Linked DNA regions of Homo sapiens: region 2 is linked to region 1. Evidence: read pairs that join two places in POLR2A ChIA-PET (ENCODE). Cell type or tissue: K562. All regions are shown on one strand.

What was found. ChIA-PET counts read pairs that join two places held together with the same protein. Peaks named below come from ENCODE experiments on the same cell type or tissue, not always from the same donor. Only the 100,000 strongest peaks of a DNase experiment are listed, where the experiment ranks them.
Region 2: POLR2A ChIA-PET joins it to region 1 with 5 read pairs; 4 of 35 experiments call an interaction of 5 or more read pairs at or near these places.

The regions. Positions count from the first base shown.
Region 1 is chr3:46,506,871-46,510,870 of GRCh38, forward strand. No RefSeq gene overlaps it. Among named protein-coding and RNA genes, the nearest start is that of RTP3, 11 kb to the left of the region's middle. In K562, no CTCF peak of the experiment used is centred here; DNase peaks (open chromatin) are centred at 2,501 and 3,201.
Region 2 is chr3:46,587,490-46,591,489 of GRCh38, forward strand. No RefSeq gene overlaps it. Among named protein-coding and RNA genes, the nearest start is that of CRIPTO, 12 kb to the left of the region's middle. In K562, no CTCF peak of the experiment used is centred here; no DNase peak of the experiment used is centred here; H3K27me3 peaks cover 326 bases.

The sequences.
Region 1 (4,000 bases):
GGAAGGGTCCAAACCTAGCTACTCTGCAGTGGCCAGGATCAGAAAGAATTTTGCAGTTGTTATTCCAAAATCTCAATAGAATTGTCAAATTTCTCACATACAGTCAAGGCTACTGTCTTCTAATATGGAAGTAGAGGTGAACGCAAAGCCAGCCAACTTAGAGAATTTCCTTCCTCTTCTATAAACATCACCTTCATTTTGGCAGTGCTATCTAGTAGAGTTAGAGCATGTCAGCCACATAGGTAACTTAAATGTTTTCAGTAGCCACATTATTATTATTATTATTATTATTATTATTATTATTATTTTGGTAGAGACAAGGTTTCATTCTGTCACCCAGGGTGGTCTTGAACTCCTGGATGTTTATGTAGGAACACATATTCATTTTAAGTTTCCTCCAATCTCAGTTTCCTGAGATGCCTGTAGCATCCTGCACATTCCTTCTACAGCACATGCACCTTTTACCCAAGATATAAGCCCTGGGTCTGGAGGGTCGCAATGCGGAGATCTGCCTGTCTTGCAACCGCAAAAGACCACACTTCTATCTGTAAATTCCCCCTAAAAAATCACCCAATACCGACAAACTGGATTTGTCTGCCTCTTTCTTTGGTTTCTTGGATCCTGTGTCATTTGGGGGTCATTTTCCATGCACAGCCTTTTCACAGAACACCCAATCATTCATTGTGATTTGCTTCTAAACACTTCAGTATAGATACTGGGGTGTGTGTGTGTGTTTCTGTGCCATCTATACCCTGTGGGCTGTTGCCCCCATCCCAGAGGTGGTCAATTAGCATTCATTAGCAACTAATTGGGATCCTCACTCAAGAAAGCTGTGCTAAGTTTCAAATATTTCTGCAAAGGGGTCATTGTTAATTTGCATAAGACATATCAGAAACTACTTGTATTGGTGAAATAAGTGATGTTCACCACATGGGGCTGTGCTGGTATCTTCCCCCTTTCCCATGAATGTGGTAGGAGAATCAGAAGTGCCCAGTGGTCCCATACTTTGAGAACCATGCCCTGGTTTAAAATCCTGGCCCTGTGTTCCCCACTAAACAGAGGACACCATAGTCTGACACAGTGTTCCCGCCATCAGAGCACATTCCTGTCTGCCTGGAAGGGGCATATACAGGAGCATGTCTGGGCCACCTGAAAACCCAAAGGCTCACAGACCAGGTGGCATGATAGGGGACCTGCTTGCCAATGACAGTTTACTCCCCTGCAGAATTCTTGGTAGTGAGGTTCTGAGGAAGGCAACTAATATTTGCTGATAAACACAGAGAGAACATGGTGACTAGGGAAGACCAGACCTGCTTGGGTGACTCCAAACACTGGTTAGTGGGTTGGGTTTTCTTATTTTCTTGAACTCATGGAAGTAACAAAATATGCTAATAGTAACACAGGGCTAGAAACAGTTCAAGTTTAACGTAGGAAATGATCTTTTCTTTTTTTTTTTTTTTTTTTTTTTTTTTTTTTGAGACGGAGTCTCGCTCTGTCGCCCAGGCCGGACTGCGGACTGCAGTGGCGCAATCTCGGCTCACTGCAAGCTCCGCTTCCCGGGTTCACGCCATTCTCCTGCCTCAGCCTCCCGAGTAGCTGGGACTACAAGCGCCCGCCACCGCGCCCGGCTAATTTTTTGTATTTTTAGTAGAGACGGGGTTTCACCTTGTTAGCCAGGATGGTCTCGATCTCCTGACCTCATGATCCACCCGCCTCGGCCTCCCAAAGTGCTGGGATTACAGGCGTGAGCCACCGCGCCCGGCCGGAAATGATCTTTTCTTAAAAATAATTTGGTCACTATTCTTCAAGGAATTCCCCCAAGGAGTTTTCTCCTAAAGATTAGTCTTTTATCCCTAAGTCACTCCTATCTCCTTCAGTTACAAGATTTTCCCCTTCTTACGGGCTGAGACATCACTTCCTAAATTCATGTCATATGTGGTTGAGAGTAGCCTTCTGTGTAATCAGAGTTCTCCGCAGAAACAGAACCACTGGGATATACAGATGCTCCTCAACTTATGATGGGGTTATGTCCTGATAGACCCACCATAAGTAGAAATATCGTAAGTCAAAAATGCATTTAATACACCCTGCCCACCAAATATCGTAGCTTAGCTTAGCCTACCCTGGCCCACTTTAACATGGTCAGAATAGCAATAGGGAAGAGTATCTTACTGCCTGTGGCTAAGCTGGGAAAAGATCAAAATTCCCATTTTAAAGTATGGTTTCAACTAAATATATATCACTTTTGCATCATTGTAAAGTGAAAAATAATCATAAATTGAACCATTCTAAGTCAGGGGCCATCTGTATATAGGTTTATAAGGGGAATGTGAAGTCCTAATTAGGGAAAAGGAGTCAGGCTGGTGGGACCAGGGGAAAACAAAGAGATAAAGCAAATGAGCTATAGGTCTGCCTTTTTTTATGGCCCAGGACATATGGCCATATGTCCTGGGCCATAAAGATAAGTCTTTTATCCCTAAGTCACTCCTATCTCCTTTAGTTACAAGATTTATCTGTGCAGGACATATGGCCATATGTCTTGATGACGTACATAACTCAAAAAATTCCTGCTTACCATCAAATGCCTCAATTTATCAAACACTCCGGCTGACAGAAGAATGCAAGTTAAGCTCTCTGCTGCCTTGGCATTATCAACCAGCCCAAGTTCCATTCTATAAAATCTCCAGCAAGCCTTTGTCTCCTTGCAGTCAGCTCCTCTTCTGCTGATCCTGCCCGTTGCCTTCTTGCAATGTATTTTCATACTTTCTATAATAAATCTGCCTTTCTTTACCTACAAATGTTTTGGTAAATTCTTTTACCCCCTCACCACCAGCCCAGATAGTCACCACTCACCTGTGACAGGGATTTACTATGAAATGGGTTCATGTGATTAAAGAGGCCAAAAAGTCCCACAGTCTGCAAGCTGGAGAACCAGAAACCCAGGGGTGTAATTCAGTCTGAGTCTGAAGGCCTGAGAACTGGAGGTGTGGGGCCACACATGTAAGTCCCAGAGTTCAAAGGCCAGAGAGCTCTGGCATTTGAGAGCAAGAGGGCAGGAGAAGATGGATGTCTCAGCTCCAGAAGGGTGGATTCGCCTTTCCTCCACCATTTTATTCTGTCTGCCCACCCACATGGGGGAGGGCAATCTTCTTTACTCAGTCCACTGATTCAAATGTAAACCTCTTTGGGAAACACCCTCACAGACACACCCAGAAATGACGTTTCACCAGCTATAATATCTGGGTATCTCTTAGACCAGCGAAGTAGACACCTAAAATTAACCATTCACACCTTCCTAGACTTCCCTTCCCAGCGTAAGTCTCACTAAGTCCTGAGCTTGTGTTTCATCTCCTCAAACTTACTAAGAGATAAAGAACCGACTAGTGCTTTCACAATTTTCACTCTTCTTTTCAGGGTTTCCCAGGCTATTTTGCTCTTTATTTTCCCATGTGTATTTTAGAATCAACCTGACAAAAAAAGAAAGAAATTTAAAGAAAAACAAGAAAAGCTGAGGGTGTTTTATTGTGATCCCATTAAATTTATATATTAATTTAGAAAAAATTGGAATCTTTATCATGCTAAATCTTCCTATCCAAGAACATGGTACCTCATTCCCTTTGTAAACATCTTTTGTGTCTTTCATATGTGTTTTAAAGTCTTTCGTATGTAGGTTTTGTATATATCTTATCAGGAATATTTTATATTACAAATTGGTTTCTCATTATATCTTCTAGCTGTTATTGCTATGTATAAAGGCCTTTGGCTTCCATATATTATTTTATATGCCACTGTTCTCCTGACTTCTGTTATTTTTTATAGTAATGTTTCAGTTGATTCTCTTGGGTTTCCCAGGTAGGCAATCACATCATCTGCAAAACGTGGGTTTTACCTCCTTTTTAACTTTGATATCTCTGTTTTCTTCCTCTTCTCTAATTGTGTAGTAGTAGTAGGGATTTTAGAGGAGATGTCTCCAAATTTTCCTCATTAGGTACAATGTTGG
Region 2 (4,000 bases), 81 kb after region 1:
TGGCTCTCAGAAAGCCACATCCGTAGGAAAAGGGGGAGAGTACTACATCAAGGGAACACCCCATGGGACAAAAGGATCTGAACAACAGCCTTCAGCCCTAGACCTTCCCTCTGACAGAGCCTATCCAAATGAGAGGGAACCAGTAAACCAACTCTGGTAATATGACAAAACAGGCTCTTTAACAACCCTAAAAAATCACACTGGTTCACCAGCAATGGATCCAAACCAAAAAGAAATCCCTTATTTACCTGAAAAAGAATTCAGGATGTTTGTTATCAAACTAATCAGGGAGGCACCAGAAAAAGGTGAAGCCCAATGCAAGAAAATCCAAAAAGGATACAAGAAGTAAAGGGAGAAATATTCAAGGAAATAGATAGCATAAAGAAAAAACAATCAAAACTTCAGGAAACATTAGATATAGAAATGCAAAATGCTCAAGAAAGTCTCAGCAATAGAATTGAACAAGTAGAAGAAAGAAATTCAGAGCTCAAAGACAAGGTCTTCAAATTAACCCAATCCAACACAACCAAAGAAAAAAAAATAAGAAAATATGAACAAAGCCTCCAAGAAGTCTGAGATTATGTTAAATGACCAAACCTAAGAATAATCGGTGTTCCTGAGGAAGAAGAGAAATCTAAAAGTTTGGAAAACATATTTGGGGGGAATGATCGAGGAAACTTCCCGGCCTTGCTAGAGACTTGGACATCCAAATACAAGAAGCACAAAGAACACCTGGGAAATTCATCACAAAAAGCTCCTCGCCTAGGCACATTGTCATTAGGTTATCCAAAGTTAAGATGAAGGAAAGAACCTTAAGAGCTGTCAGACAGAAGCACCAGGTAACCTATAAAGGAAAACCTATCAGATTAACAGCAGATTTCTCAGGAGAAACCCTGCAAGCTAGAAAAGATTGGGGCCCTTTCTTCAGCCTCTTCAAACAAAACAATTATCAGCCAAGCATTTTGATCCAGCAAAACTAAGCGTCATATATGAAGGAAAGATACAGTCTTTTTCAGACAAACAAACGCTGAGAGAATTTGCCACTACCAAGTCACCACTACAAGAACTGCTGAAAAAGAGCTCTAAATGTTGAAACAAATCCTGGAAACACATCAAAACAAAACCGCTATAAAGCATAAATCACACAGGACCTATAAAACAAATATACAATTTATAAAGCAAAAACAAAAAACAAAAAAAACAAGGCACACAGGCAACAAATAGCACAATGAACGAAATGGTACCTCACATCTCAATACTAACATTGAATGTAATTGGCCTAAATGCTCCTCTTAAAAGATACAGAACTGGAGAATGGATAAAAAAATCACCCACCAACTAACTGCTGCCTTCAGGAGACTCACCTAGCACATAAGGACTCACATAAACTTAAAGGGATGGAAAAAGGCATTTCATGCAAATGGACGCCGAAAGCGAGCAGGGGTAGCTATTCTTCTATCAGACAAAACAAACTTTAAAGCAACAGCAGTTAAAACAAAGAGAGTCATTATATAATGGTAAAAGGCCTTGTCCAACAGGAAAATATCACAATCCTAAACATATATGCACCTAACACTGGAGGTCCCCAATTTATAAAACAATTACTAAAAGACCTAGGAAATGAGATAGACAGCAACACAATAATAGCAGGGGACTTCAGTACTCCACTGACAGCACTAGACAGGTCATCAAGACAGAAACTCAACAAAGAAACAATGGATTTAAACTATACTTTGGAACAAATGGACTTAGCAGATATATACAGAACATTTCATCCAACAACTGCAGAATATACATTCTATTCAACAGCGCATGGAACTTTCTCCAAGATAGACCATACGATAGGCCACAAAATGAGTCTCAATACATTTAAGAAAATTGAAATTATATCAAGTACCCTCTCAGACCACAGTGGAATAAAACAGGAAATAACTCCAAAAGGAAACTTCAAAACGATGGAAATACATGGAAATTAAATAATCTGCTCCTGAATGATCATTGGGTCAAAAAGGAAAGCAAGATGGAAATTTAAAAATTCTTCGAACTGGGCCGGGCGCAGTGGCTCATGCCTGTAATCCCAGCACTTTGGGAGGCCAAGGCGGGTGGATCACGAGGTCAGGAGATCAAGACCATCCTGGCTAACACAGTGAAACCCCATCTCACCAACCCCGTCTCTACTAGCCGGGCTTGGTGGCAGGTGCCTGTAGTCCCAGCTAGTCGGAAGGCTGAGGCAGGAGAATGGCGTGAACCCGGGAGGTGGAGCTTCCAGTGAGCCGAGATGACACCACTGCACTCCAGCCTGGGCAACAGAGCAAAACTCCATCTCAAAAAAAAAAAAAAAATTCTTTAAACTGAACAACAATAATGACACTACCTATCAAAACCTCTGGGATACAGCAAAGGCCATGCTAAGAGGAAAGTTCACAGCCCTAAATGCCAGTATCAAAAAGACTGAAAGACCACAAACTGACATCTAAGGTCACACCTCAAGGAACTAGAGAAATAAGAACAAACCAAACCCAAACCCAGCAGAAGAAACGAAATAACCAAGATCAGAGCAGAACTAAATGAAATTGAAACAACAACAACAAAAAAATACAAAAGATAAATGAAACAAAAAGCTGGTTTTTTGAAAAGATAAATAAAATTGATAAATTGTTAGCAAGATTAACCAAAAAAAGAAGAGAGAGAATTCAAATAACCTCATTAAGAAATGAAAAGGGAGATACTACAACTGACACCACTGAAATACAGAAGATCATTCAAGGCTACTATGAACACCTTTACACACATAAATTATAAAACCTCAGAGAGATGGATAAATTCCTGGAAAAATACAACCCTCCTGGCTTAAATCATGAAGCATTAGATATCCTGAACAGACCAATAACAAGCAGCGAGATTGAAATGGTAATTTAAAAATTACAACAATAAAAAGTCCAGGACCAGATGGATTCACAGCAGAATTCTACCAGACACTTAAAGAAGAATTGGTACTAATCCTTTTGATACTATTCCACAAGATAGAGAAAGAAGGAGCCCTCCCTAGTTTATTCTATGAAGCCATCATCACCCTAATCCCAAAACCAGGAAAGGACGTAATCAAAAAAGAAAACTACAGGCCGATATCCCTGATGAACATAGATGCTAACATCCTTAACAAAATACTAGCTAACTGAATCCAACAACATGTCAAAAAGATAATCCACCATGATGAAGTGGGTTTCATACCAGGGATGCAGGGGTGGTTTAACATATGCAAGTCAACAAATGTGATACACAACATAAACAGAATTTTTAAAAATCAATGATCACCTCAATATATGCAGAAAAAGTATTAGACAAAACCCAGCATCTCTTTATAATTAAAACTCTCAGCTGGGCGCGGTGGCTTATGCCTATAATCCCAGCACTTTGGGAGGCCGAGGCGGGTGGATCACCTGAGGTCAGGAGTTCGAAACCAGCCTCAACATGGAGAAACCCTGTCTCTACTAGAAATACAAAATTATCCGGGCATGGTGGTGCATACTTGTAATCCCAGCTACTCAGGAGGCTGAGGCAGGAGAATTGCTTGAACCTGGGAGGCGGATGTTGCGGTCAGCCAAGATCGCGCCATTGCACTCCAGCCTGGGCAACAAGAGTGAAACTCCATCTCAAAAAAAAAAAAAAAAAAAACTCTCAGCAAAATTGGCCTACAAGGGACACACCTCAGTGTAATAAAAGCCATCTATGACAAACCCACAGCCAACATAATACTGAATGGGGAAAAGTTGAAAGCATTCGTTCTGAGAACTGGAACAAGACAAGGATGCCCACTCTCACTACTCCTCTTCAACATAGTACTGGCAGCCTAGCCAGAGCAATATGACAAGGGAAAGAAATAAAGGGCATCCAAATCGGCAAAGAAGAAGTCAAACTGTCACTGTTTGCTGACAATATGATCATTTACCTCAAAAACCCTAAAGACTCCTCTGGAAAGCTCCTAGAACTGATAAAAGAA